Linked DNA regions of Homo sapiens: region 2 is linked to region 1. Evidence: chromatin contacts called from ENCODE Hi-C data. All regions are on one chromosome and are shown on one strand. Each heading gives the region's core, a stretch centred on a gene start or an enhancer-like site at or near the end of the contact. The rest is flanking DNA. Distances are from core to core; before and after follow the strand shown. Region 1 has its middle 130 kb from the start of CHST15. Region 2 overlaps ZRANB1 (zinc finger RANBP2-type containing 1).

Region 1 (2,700 bases), core at 35-2,534:
GACCCACTTCTCTGTATCTTGGAGTCCCTGCATCTTCTGACAGAAAGCAGGGGCTAAGAGATGCTGGTGAAAATGGACTTGAGTGGATGACTGGGGCTGTGAGGGTTGCTGGACACCGGGCATGCCTCGGCGGAGAGGTGGAGGGGACAGCGAGCGGCAGTCCCCCTGCCTGCGCGGTCGGATGTATGTTCACTCCTACAGAAACCACATCACCAAGGGGGCTCTGGGGTTGAAATTCCTGAAGGAAACCAGAGATTGTTTTACAAAAATACCCTTTCAAAAATAGCAGCTGTTTTTACTTTGCTTCTGAAAGGCGGCGGAGGGCAGCTTCCTGATTTGGAAAGACAAATGTTTGTGCAGCCTGGGGAGTGAGGGGCTGGGCGACGGGGGGCTCTGGCCAGGGGCCCAGGGGCCCCTTGTGTTTTGGGAGGAGTCCTAGGGGACCATGTAGGTGTGGACATCCGACTCAACGTGCAGCCCTGGCAGTGTGCGGTAACCAGTGACACGTAGAATACTTTTTAAAAAAGTCCTTTCTGACCACATCCTCTGACCCTCGCACCTGGAAACTGGAAGAGAAACAGGCCCCTTTTTAACTGTTAGGTTTCCCTGGTCAGAAATGACTCATCTCGTTCTTTCTGGAGACTTGGAAGTTAGAATGTATGGAAGGATGAATGAAGCGCTGCTGACTTTGGGGGCTCCTCGAGAGGGAATGCCATGGTCCCCAGAGAGTGACTTGGTTGGTGATAGGGCCATGTGGTTCCTCTCTCCTCAGTGAGGGAAGCCTCCTCCTCTCCCTCCCACTGGGTAGCCACATGGTTAAGAGAGCTCCAGGCTCTCACAAGCTGAGGTGTGAGTCCCAGTCCTATTACTTCCTAGCCGTGAGGTCTTGGTCAGGGATAACTTATGCCCCCGGCCTCATTTCCTTTATCTGTAAAGTGGAAATGACAAGCATCCTGGCCTGATAGGGTGCTTGCCAGGAGGACACAAACACAGGCCTGGAAATCGCTCATTTCACCTCCCAGCAGCCCTGTGGGATGGTTACTCTGATTTTCCCCATGGGGAGAATGAAGCTCAGAAGGTTATGCTGGAGAACCACTGTGGGGGGCTCCATTCGTCTCCGCAGCCCCAGGTCTTCACCGCCCTCCTGAAGCCAGCATGTGGCCCCTACGTCACAGGTGGGAATGGCAGCTCTGAGCAGCCCAGGACACACTTAGGGCTGTGTGTCCTGGCAAGGAGCTGGAAGGGAGCCCTCTCCTTGGCTGGGCTCTCCCACAGGCACGATTATGACCGCAGGTTCCGGGGCCTGCCCTTCCTTCCAGATGCGCAGGTGCCAGGCTCCACGTGGTCAGCGGCGCTCCTCCATGAGCAGGGGGCTGGAGTGGATACTTTTCCTTCTCTTTTCTGCCTCTTCCAAAGCTTCTGCCTCAGACTACACTATATTGTGGTTAGAAAAACAAAAACAATAAATGTCATTTAGAAAAAATAGCACTTGCTAAGCACTTTTGCTTTCTGTTTGTGTTTGGGACTCACAGAAGTCAGTTTGGCATGAGGCTGCTGGGACTTTGGTGGGGGCTTCAGGCCACCACGTGGTAGGTGGGAGCCCCTGGGCTGCAGAAGCTGGGTGCAGGGCTGGCAGAGGGCGGAAGGGGGCCTTCCCCATCATGGATACGATCTGCAGAGATCTGCAGGGATCGAGCCTGCAGGGACCGAGAGGCACCCATGCCTCAGCAGGGAGTCAGGCGGGAAGCTCAGCATTTGTGTCTGTAATCCAGCTCCTTCTCTCCACTGTTTTTCTGGAATTATTCCCACCTCCTCCACTTTGTCTTTAGGGACACTGCTTCATCTCATCCCCTACTTCTGTTGGGGCTACTAAGTATAAAACCTTAACTCCTTGGTCAGAGATTGGGACATTTGACCTAACTCTTTTGCTTCTGTGGATATTTTGACCCCAAAGTCATTTTGAATGTCAGCATTTTAACCAGAATTACCCAACAGTGATGAGTTTTCATCTAGAAAGTATCAGAATTCCAGCGGGGACCCCATTAAGCTGATGTAATCCCTCTATCAATTTTCTATACAGCGCAGTTAAGCCATTCCTGATGTTTCCATTTCCATTTTGCTGAAATTATTTTCATAGGGATCAATTTTTTTTTTTTTTGCATTTAGAATCTTACAGCAGAGATTTGCTTCTTAAATCACTTTTCGTCCATATCAAACTACTAATCGCAGCTTCTACCATCACGAGCGGCCACGGGTTCCATCCAGTACTGTTTTCCTGGGTGAAGTCATAATTGGTGTTGTTTGAGTTGATGCATAAGGAAATAGCAATTTCTGTAAGGCAGGGAGATGGCGGGGGAGAAAGAGTGGAGGAGGGGCAGAGAGAAGGAGCAGGCGTCCCAGAGGGGGACAGGGAGGAGGACAGAAGGGTCCCTGGGCAGAAATTGGGTGGCCACTGACTGGAAGGATGCAGGAGGAGGGAGCAAAGGTCAAAGTGCCCACTTGGCCACAGGATCATCGCATGGCACCATCCTGGTCAAAGACTGCCCTCCTCCCCCTGTTCTGGTTCAGGGCATACTAGCCGGCACCAATGGGGCGGTGTGTTGTGACTAGGTACGTGGGATGGAAGATGAGACTAAGGGCCCACAGGCCAGCAAGTTCCTGGTACAGGAACAGAGCCTGTCCCCGTAGGAGGGTCAAGGA
Region 2 (2,700 bases), core at 129-2,628, 750 kb before region 1:
AAATAAAACCAAAGAGAAAAATAAAAGAGTACAACAGATTTTTAAAAAATAATCTGAGGTCCACAAAGAAATCCGTTACTATCAACTGCTGTCTTCCTCTCAGATAGCAGACGCATTTCCTAACAAGTAATCCTCTGTATGCTCACTTCCAGCATATATAAGACAGTCAAGTAATTTAAGATGCACATACAGTAGCTATGTTATGTGCTTTCTAACAGAAACATTTTTCACCTACATACACAAATGTAACTATAATAAAATAAAAAAGTCTTTTTACGTTAGATTTTGGAGTTACCTGCTGGCAATGTAAATGTTACAAGGTCAGTCAGAAAATAGCAAGCAAAATCCCCCTTTCTCTGATGAAGAGAGGCAGCTATCTCTCTCCGGATTTGTTCTGTCAGTTCAGGACACACCATTGCTGGAATACACTTTGCTGCTTGTTGAGACACCTTAAATACAAAAGAAACCTTCCTCTCATCTCATGTATCATAAGTGGAAGCAGAAAACAACAGTATTTAAAAGAAATCAGCAAAATTTCCCAATAACTCAAGGTTTTCTTTAATCTTAAAATACACTGGTATTATTTCCTTACCAATGAAAGTATATACCAGAATAAGTTTTCAGTAACAGTCACAAAAATGTTTTATCCTCTGATTCAGTAATTCTCTTTAAGAATTTATCACAAGGAAATACTCAAAGATGCACATAAAAATGTATGGAAAAGGGTGTTGTTCATAGACACATCACAGGAAGAGGAGAGAGGACAGAAAACCTCAGTAGACTAACCATCGTGCACACAATAAAAACATTCTTTAGAAGCAGAGAATCACAGCTGATAAAGGGAAACTGCAAATACTCTTCTCCCACACCACAAGTTTCAAGTACCCTAACTTGGACTTAAAAAAAGCACGGTATTTAAAGGGTTAGTTCCCACTGACCTCAAGCCCTTTCTTCCTCTCCATTTGTTACCACTCTTGAGTTTTTAAAAAAGCATTTGGCATCTGCAAGTTTAAACACAGACTGCCAACCTCTGAAGCTCAGCCTGACAGGAGTGAGATGGGAGCACTACTGCACAGGCCTCTAAGCAAGAAAACAACAAACCAAAGAAGGCTAGAACTTTCTTTTGTTATTTTTTTATTCTTTTTAAAATGCTAAATAGCAACAAATGTTGCAAAGATTTAATTTAACCTCACATTTCAGTCATATCTAGTTTGTGGAGCTAAATAAAAATACATACACAGAATTCTAAAATCACAGTTGAGCATCTGCGAGTAACAAACAGAATTCAAGGCCAGGCACAATGGCTCACGCCTGTGATCCCACCAACTCTGGGAGGCCGAGGCGGGTGGATTGCTTCGGCTCAGCAGTTTGAGACCAGCCTGGCCAACATGATGAAACCCTGTCTCTACTAAAAATACTACTACAAAAATTAGCTGTAGTCTCAGCTATTTGGAAGGCTGAGGCATGAGAATCACTTGAACCCGGGAGGAGGAAGTTGAAATGAGCTGAGAACGCGCCACTGCACTCCAGCCAGGGTGACAGAGAGAGACTCTGCCAAAAAAAAAAAAAAAAAAAAAAAACCCCAAAGAGAATACCGTGGGAACCCACAGTGAGCCTGTTCCCTGATGTCACCAACCTGGACGATTATCCCAAAGGTAGCCTTCCAGCCACAGTGGGGTGTGAAGCAACAGGTCTTCCAGCCCCTTCTTCTTCTTCTCAAAGAGTAAGGTTTAATGATAATGTTATCTACATCATATATGCAGACAACTAACTGCTATTGCTATTAAAGAAATAATATTTCAAAAACCCTGCATACCCAGCACAGTTACCTGACTCCCTATTCTGAAACTGCAGCTTGGTGCAGTGGCTCACACCTGTAATCCCAGCACTGTGTGAGGCCAAGGCAGGAGGATCATTTGAGCTCAGGAATTCAAGACCAGCCTGGGCAACATAATGAAACTCTGCCTCTACAAAAAACCCCAAAATATTAGCTAGGCATTAGTGGCATGCACCAGTAGTCCCAGCTACTGGGGAGGCTGAAAGGTGAGAGGATCACTTGAGCCAGGGAGGTCAAGGCTGCAGTGAGCCATGATCACTCCCCTGGGCAACAGAGAGAAAGTCTGTCTCAAAAGAAAAGAAAAAAATAAAAAATTTAAAAACTCCTACGTGGAAATTCAGTTCAACTAGACTTTATTGGCCAAGATTACCATTAACCATGAAAATTCTCACTATATCTTAACTCCATGAGCCCAACCATTAGTCAACACTCAAACATGGAAAACCAAATATTAAATATTTTCAGAATATAATTGACTATTTCTCAAGTAACATAGTTAAAATGGCTCCCCCAAAGTAAATTCAAAAATAGCTTATTCCCATCAGCTAGCTCTCAGGCCCTTTCCAAAAACCTGGAAAGACCTTTCCAAAAACCACCTGGACTGGACCCTGACTACCACAAACATTCTAAAAGAAACTTAGCCCCCAAACAACCCCTTCCACCACCATCCTTAAGCAGGATGTGCCCCTGAAGCCTGCCACTCACCTTCTCACCTCCTTCAACCTTATGGTTCTCAACCATCTCCGTAGGCTGGGAGTTCTTAACTTAGGGTCCATGATCTTGGGAATGGTCCATGTACTTTAATGGGAATTTGGTTTTAATTCAAGTTAAATCAATTATCCCCAACTTTTTACCTATATTAA

The links. Hi-C counts contacts between places; a loop is a spot of excess contacts on that map. Pooled maps may share reads with other maps.
Region 2: a pooled map shows a loop between it and region 1 (10-fold over the local background). The contact joins two enhancer-like sites. A Hi-C loop is called at or near these places in 2 of 37 single-sample maps with no recorded cell type and 4 of 50 pooled maps.

Annotation. Positions count from the first base shown.
Region 1 is chr10:124,219,640-124,222,339 of GRCh38, reverse strand. No RefSeq gene overlaps it. Among named protein-coding and RNA genes, the nearest start is that of CHST15, 130 kb to the right of the region's middle. RefSeq lists enhancers at 568-747, 758-857. Within about 2 kb of position 1,284, at least 6 of the 41 ENCODE cell types and tissues checked have a DNase peak (open chromatin) inside an H3K27ac peak, as active enhancers do.
Region 2 is chr10:124,969,714-124,972,413 of GRCh38, reverse strand. It overlaps ZRANB1 (zinc finger RANBP2-type containing 1), which reads right to left. Exons shown (of 9, transcript NM_017580.3): 3 at 296-449. Among named protein-coding and RNA genes, the nearest start is that of ZRANB1, 29 kb to the right of the region's middle. RefSeq lists enhancers at 1,493-1,592, 1,683-1,862. Within about 2 kb of position 1,378, at least 7 of the 41 ENCODE cell types and tissues checked have a DNase peak (open chromatin) inside an H3K27ac peak, as active enhancers do.